Linked DNA regions of Homo sapiens: region 1 is linked to region 2. Evidence: read pairs that join two places in POLR2A ChIA-PET (ENCODE). Cell type or tissue: Caco-2. All regions are shown on one strand. Each heading gives the region's core, and the rest is flanking DNA. Links, peaks and the distances in the headings are about the cores only. Region 1 overlaps TCF20 (transcription factor 20). Region 2 holds the start of WBP2NL (WBP2 N-terminal like).

Evidence for each region. ChIA-PET counts read pairs that join two places held together with the same protein. Peaks named below come from ENCODE experiments on the same cell type or tissue, not always from the same donor. Only the 100,000 strongest peaks of a DNase experiment are listed, where the experiment ranks them.
Region 1: POLR2A ChIA-PET joins it to region 2 with 15 read pairs; 4 of 35 experiments call an interaction of 5 or more read pairs at or near these places.

Annotation. Positions count from the first base shown.
Region 1 is chr22:42,179,496-42,182,404 of GRCh38, forward strand. It overlaps TCF20 (transcription factor 20), which reads right to left. Exons shown (of 6, transcript NM_001378418.1): 3 at 114-207. Among named protein-coding and RNA genes, the nearest start is that of CYP2D6, 50 kb to the left of the region's middle. In Caco-2, for the core only: no CTCF peak of the experiment used is centred there; no DNase peak of the experiment used is centred there.
Region 2 is chr22:41,997,089-41,999,997 of GRCh38, forward strand. It overlaps SEPTIN3 (septin 3), which reads left to right. Exons shown (of 12, transcript NM_001363845.2): 12 at 1-1,133. It overlaps WBP2NL (WBP2 N-terminal like), which reads left to right and starts at 1,700. Exons shown (of 6, transcript NM_152613.3): 1 at 1,700-1,792. The coding sequence starts at 1,731. RefSeq lists enhancers at 1,250-1,766, 1,767-2,281 and a silencer at 1,593-1,652. In Caco-2, for the core only: no CTCF peak of the experiment used is centred there; a DNase peak (open chromatin) is centred at 1,623; H3K4me3 peaks cover 1,521 bases.

The DNA.
Region 1 (2,909 bases), core at 269-2,768, 180 kb after region 2:
AAAAAAAAAAAAAAAAGAAAAGAAAAGAAAAAAAACAACGACAACAGAGAGAATCAAACTGTATGTCCTAATCCTTTGGATGCTCTGGACAAGGGTCTGTGGTCTCCTCTTACCTGCATCAATGGCACACGGGTAATGGTATCGGAAGGAGCAGCCTTTGTTGTAGCAGCCCAAGGTGGCGCCTGCCTCCTGGCAGTGGGAACATTTCTGAAAGGAAGGGAAAAGTCAGGCATGTCAGTATCCCAGATTTGGCCCTCTCCTCCAGGCCTTCCCTGGTCCCCATCTGTTAGACCTCAGCACGTGTCTCTGTGGTTAGAGGAGTCCGTGGTGGCAGGATGAGCTGGTCAATTTCTAAATGCCATTCACTGACCACACCATGGGAAGGGATCCAGCAATAATGTTTTAGACCAAGCCTCACAAATGTTCTCAAATCAACAATACAGCAGGGTGAGATGAGCAATCCATGTCATAAAGGACATGCCAGAGTGGGGTCCCCAGCCCTGCCTCTGGTACCCCCGCCATCCACCCACCCACACACTATGCCAGGCATTTCCTTGCTGCTATCGTGAGCGGCCTGCAGATCTTCCCTGTTTACTTCTGCTGTGAAAATCTGGGGTAAGAGAGGGTAAGGTAGTAGAGTTATATATAAACCTTTTAGAATTAGAAGTGGAATTTGGTTTCTAGTTCTTGTATTTGTAAGAAGATTTTATTTTTATTTTTGATCTACTTACCCCAAATGCCCAATACATTTCCCTTTTCAGAAAATATGGGCTCCTGTGTGCAAATGGTATTTTTATACATGAATCTTATTTTAAATGCACCAGAAAACCTGCCATGAATTTCTGGCTAAGTGAGACATTATTTTGTAATTGAGACACTCCTCCTTATATGGTCAGGTTTTCTTAAAGTGGGGCACATCTCTGTCAGCCCTGTGATGTGGCTGCTGTGAGTGCTCATCCTGTCAGGTAAGAAATGTGTCCTATCAGCAACAAACACATTCATAAAACTCAACCACATGTGACCCTACTAAGGATGCTGGCTCTTCAGATAGCAGAGGCACACAACCAGCAAGACTAGCTGGAAGAGACAGAAACTTGTTCCTGCTTCTATGAAAAATAAAAGTGTTCCCTAAGCAATTACACTGAGCTGGCTCAGGCCCCCGACACAGATACTGATGGAAAACTACACTAACGCCAGCAACAGCAAAGCCCAAGCGCTCGCCACGCTCAGACTGAATGATCTCATCCAGCCCTCTGCACTATTCCACCTGGCAGGCACTCCTAATGCTTCACGTGAAACTCTTGAGACACCAAAGGGAAAATAACTTGTTCCAGGTCAGAGCTGAGATTCTGGATGATCATCTCTGGCATCCTCCAGAGACAAAAGAGGTAGGAACAAGGGCTGGAAGAGATTAGTCCTTCAAAAGCTTTGCCCTGCTCTCAGAAGATCAAGGTCCTTCTGGGTGCCCATAATCAGTAAATGTTTATCATGTGCCCTCGCACCCTTGTTAAGAGAGAAAAGATCATTTGGTCTGGAGTAAACCAAGGACAAGTTCACAGCATTTCTAGTAGCCCTAGACTCTGTCGACCTTTGTCAGTGCCACAGAGCATCTCAGAATCAAAAGGACTATCAACTTCAGAGAAGGGAGTGTGGGTAGTCCATCGGTGGCCAACCTGCAGCCATGTCTGCTGCCACTTTCTTTTTTTGAGATGGAGTCTTGCTTTGTCGCCCAGGCTGGAGTGCAGTAGCGCAATCTTGGCTCACTGCAACCTCTGCCTCCCAGTTTCAAGCCATTCTCCTGCCTCAGCCTCCTGAGTAGCTGGGATTACAGGCGTATGCCACCACGCCAGGCTAATTTTTGTATTTTTAGTAGAGATGGGGTTTTGCATATTGGCCAAGCTGGTCTCAAACTCCTGACCTCATCGCATCTGGCCTCCTGCTGCCACTTTCTTACTCAAGAGGCCCGAAGATATGGCCCTCCCTACCCTGGGGGATGAATCACAGTGAGTGGTGGCCATTTAGGAATGGGTATGGTCAAGCATTTCTGGTAGGAAAGTCTGCAGGAAAAAGGGCTTCTGAAAACATTTTGCACTCCCCCCAACCTTTTTTTTTTTTTTTTTAATATATTTTGAGACGATGTCTTGCTCTGTCACCCAGGATGGAGTGCAGTGGCACAATCATGGCTCACTGCAGTCTCTACCTCCCAGGCTCAGGTGATTCTCCTGACCTCAGCCTCCCGAGTAGCTGAGACTACAGGGTGTGTGCTACCACATCCAGCTTTTTCAAAAAATGTTTTTGTAGAGACAGGGTCTCACTATGTTGCCCAGGCTGTCCTTGAACTCCTGGGCTCAAGCAATTCTCCCATCTCAGCCTCCAAAAGTGCTAAGATTACAAGCATGAAAGTTTCACCCTCTCAAAAAGAGACAAGAGGGAGGAACAGGTAATTTTTCTTGCGCAGCCTCTGTGAGGATTAGACAGTGGGATCTGTGGCAGCCACAGTATCACCATGAGGGGACAGCCCTGAAGACAAAGCCAGCCTGCTGAGGACAGAAGAGTGGCAAGATGGAGAGACCTGGGCCTACCATGACACTGTCAAGCACTAAATCACCCAAACCCAGGACCAGGCCACCTCTAGCCTTGTTACAGGAAACTTGGGTGCTGCTGTAGAAGGGTTAAGTATGCATGCTCTGGAACCTAAATAACTGCCTGGTAAGTGGCTCCACTTTCTAGCTCTGCCTTCTTGGCCAAACTCCTAACCTCTGTTCCTCAACCTACAGACGTGGGACTAATAATAGCACTCACCTCATAGAAATGTCATAAGGGTTAAATGAATTAATTCAGGCTTAAAACAGTGGCTGGGTCAAAAGTGCTAAGTAAATGTGACCCAAGATGACCATGTGTCAGACATA
Region 2 (2,909 bases), core at 147-2,646:
GTGGGAGGGGCCAGCTGCCTCTTTAGGCCAGTTGCATCCTCCATTTATCCAAACCACTCCTCTCCTCCCAGTGGAGTGGGGTTCTGCCAGTACAGCCCTACTGCATCATCTGCGTCAGCCGGTCCTAGCCCATCTGCAGGGTGAAAGAACTCATCAAGAGCTCCTTCTGCCCTTGTAAGCCCATCCCAGCTACTTGTAACCATCTCTAAGGGCAATGGCATTGCTCCCTACCCATTCATCTGCATGAGCTACTCTTGGCTTCCTTAAAGGGTCAAGAAAGCAATTTTTCTGCTTACTAGATTCATTGAGATCAGCTGTGTGAGCCCCAAAGTGGGACAAGGGTGTCTCCTTCATTACTTAAAGATATTCATGAGGGTGGGTCACTACAGATGTTGGGGAGCAAGGGCTAGGATCACTTTTTAAAAAATCACCACTTGTGGCTGTCCCAGAGTGCGGTTGTACATCCTCCCCACCTCATAACGCAGCCACTGAGGAAGAGTGGTTTTCCTAAGAAGACATTGCTGGAGTTGACTTTCTTCTGTCCAAACAAACAAACAAAAACTAAACACACACACAAACCCCCAGAAACCCACAATATGTACACGCTAAGGAAAAACTAGCACCCTTCTGTCCACTCAGCAATAAGAGGGATCTCTTCCCACCTACCCTACCTACTCCTACCCCCAACCCCCTTCCCCATTAATGTGAGTAATGAATTAGCCTGACCACAGGTGGTCACTGTAGGCTAATGGAAAATACCCAAGGGAGGGCAAAGCCCCCCATCAGATGCATGAATGTTTGCGAATGTTGACTGCCACTGCCCCACACACTGTGTCTTTATAGAATTCCCCTTTGCCCACCCTCTTCCTGTCTCCACCTGGACACAACTTGCTCAAAGGCTGGTGACTTGTGGGCCATTCATCTACAACCAAGTCCTGATGGAGCAAGAGGCCCACGCCTAGGGGATGCAAGAACAACCCGTTTCTTAAATGTTACCAGTCCCAGCCAATCTTACGGTGACATTACAGTTAAATTTCCCAATTGAAAACAAGCAAACAGACACTCAAACTGGTCCTGTAATTGTTGCTAGACTTTATGTGTTGTACAACTAAACATTGCTGTTTGAACAGTAACTGCCTGGCCTGTCTTATTTGTGCTCCTTGACCAAATCAGCCATTATGTCATCTCACCCATGTGTGGAGGGTGAGACTCTCTTGGTAAGAAATAGCCACAGATATTAGAGATGAAAACACTTTGTGAGGTCAGTTCATCTTCAGTTGGCGTCAGGTCGGGCCTCAGTCATTATTTTCTAGTGTTTCATAACCAAAGTGAGTAATGGATGGGAGGTTGAGGTGGGAAGATGGCTTGAGCATGGGAGGTTGGAGGTGCAGTGAGCTGAGATCATTCCTGACAGGACCAACCCAAGTCCATACCTAAAGGCAGGGGGCTAAGGGGGCAGGTGAGGTCGGGAGGCCACTCACCTATCACTCACCCCTTCGCGCTCGAGCCAATTCTCAGGGCCCGCCTCTTTCTCCCCTTTCTCGGCGGGGGCCTCTACCCTGACTCCGCCCCGCTCCCCGGGCACTGCCCCACCACGTGACCCGGTCTCGCTCCTCCTCCTCCTCCTCCTTACGTCATAATCTCCGCCCTCCCCTTCAGAACCGCGCCCCACAGCTCGGCGCAGGTCCCGCCCCTTTCCATCTACGGGGCGGCAGGAGGCCCGAAGCAAGATGGCGGTGAATCAGAGCCACACCGAGAACCGCCGCGGAGCCCTCATCCCTAACGGTGAAAGGTGCCTGAGGGGAAGCACGGCGTGCTGTCGGAGGAGAGGAGACGAATGAGATAGACATGGCGGCTCGCAAACTCTCAGCGAGTCAGGGACTTTGCCGCCTTTTTTGGGCGCGGCGCTCTTAGCTCCGCCCCCGACCTTTGGGAGCGCGCGCCCCTCACTGGTGTTCCGGCATGTGGAGGTGGCGGAGGCCGGAACGCGTGGCCTCGCGCGTTTGAGGGGTGGGGGTGGGAATGCGCCTTTTCAAGGCGCGGGGCCCAGACGCATGTCTCCTCAGGGCGGGGCGGGGAGGGGGTGCGAGACGCGTGTGTCCTTCGAAGAGAGGCCGGAGCTGACCGGCGGTTGTGAGCAGCCGGGGGCCTTCGGTGGCAGCGTGGCTGCCCTTGGGTGCCTGCGACTTTGTTGGATGAGGACAGGTACTGGGTGTGTATCTCCTCCTACTTCCACGAACAAGGTGTCGCTCTTTGGTAAGAGGGATGAGGAGGTCGAGTGTGGATCATTCTGGAAAGATCTCAAACTGTTGTGGGGCTTCTCCTTGGACCTGGAAACTTTCTAAAGCCATGTTTCCTCCTTGCTCCAACCAGGGAGATGTCTGCTTTTAAAAACAAAATTGAAAAAATTGAGGCCAGGTGCAGTGGCTCATGCCTCTTATCCCAACAGTTTGGGAAGCTGAGGTGGCCCAGGAGTTTGAGACAAGACTGGGCAACATAGTGAGACCCCATCTCTACAAAAAGTAGAAAATTAGTGGGCCATGGTGGTGTGCACCCATAATCCCAGCTGCTTGGGAGGCGATGGTAAGAGGATTGCTTGAACCCAGGAGTTTGGGCTGCAGTGAGCTCAGATTGTACCACTGCACTCCAGCCTGGGTAACAGAGCCAGATCCTGTCTTAAAATAAAAGATGGGACTGAACAGATGCCTGGGCACAACAAAGCACTGTTGGTCGCAGGAAGCTGTGGGGCTTACACCAGTTGCTTTGCTCCTTGCGGTGCCTGCTGCTGGCCCCTGAGCTCTCTACTGGAGCAGACTCAGCCAGAGGGGTGCCCATCTCCACCTTCAAGCACACTTGTTCACTAAGGCCTGACTCCACTGCGCTCACCTCTTTACCCCACACGCCCCCTT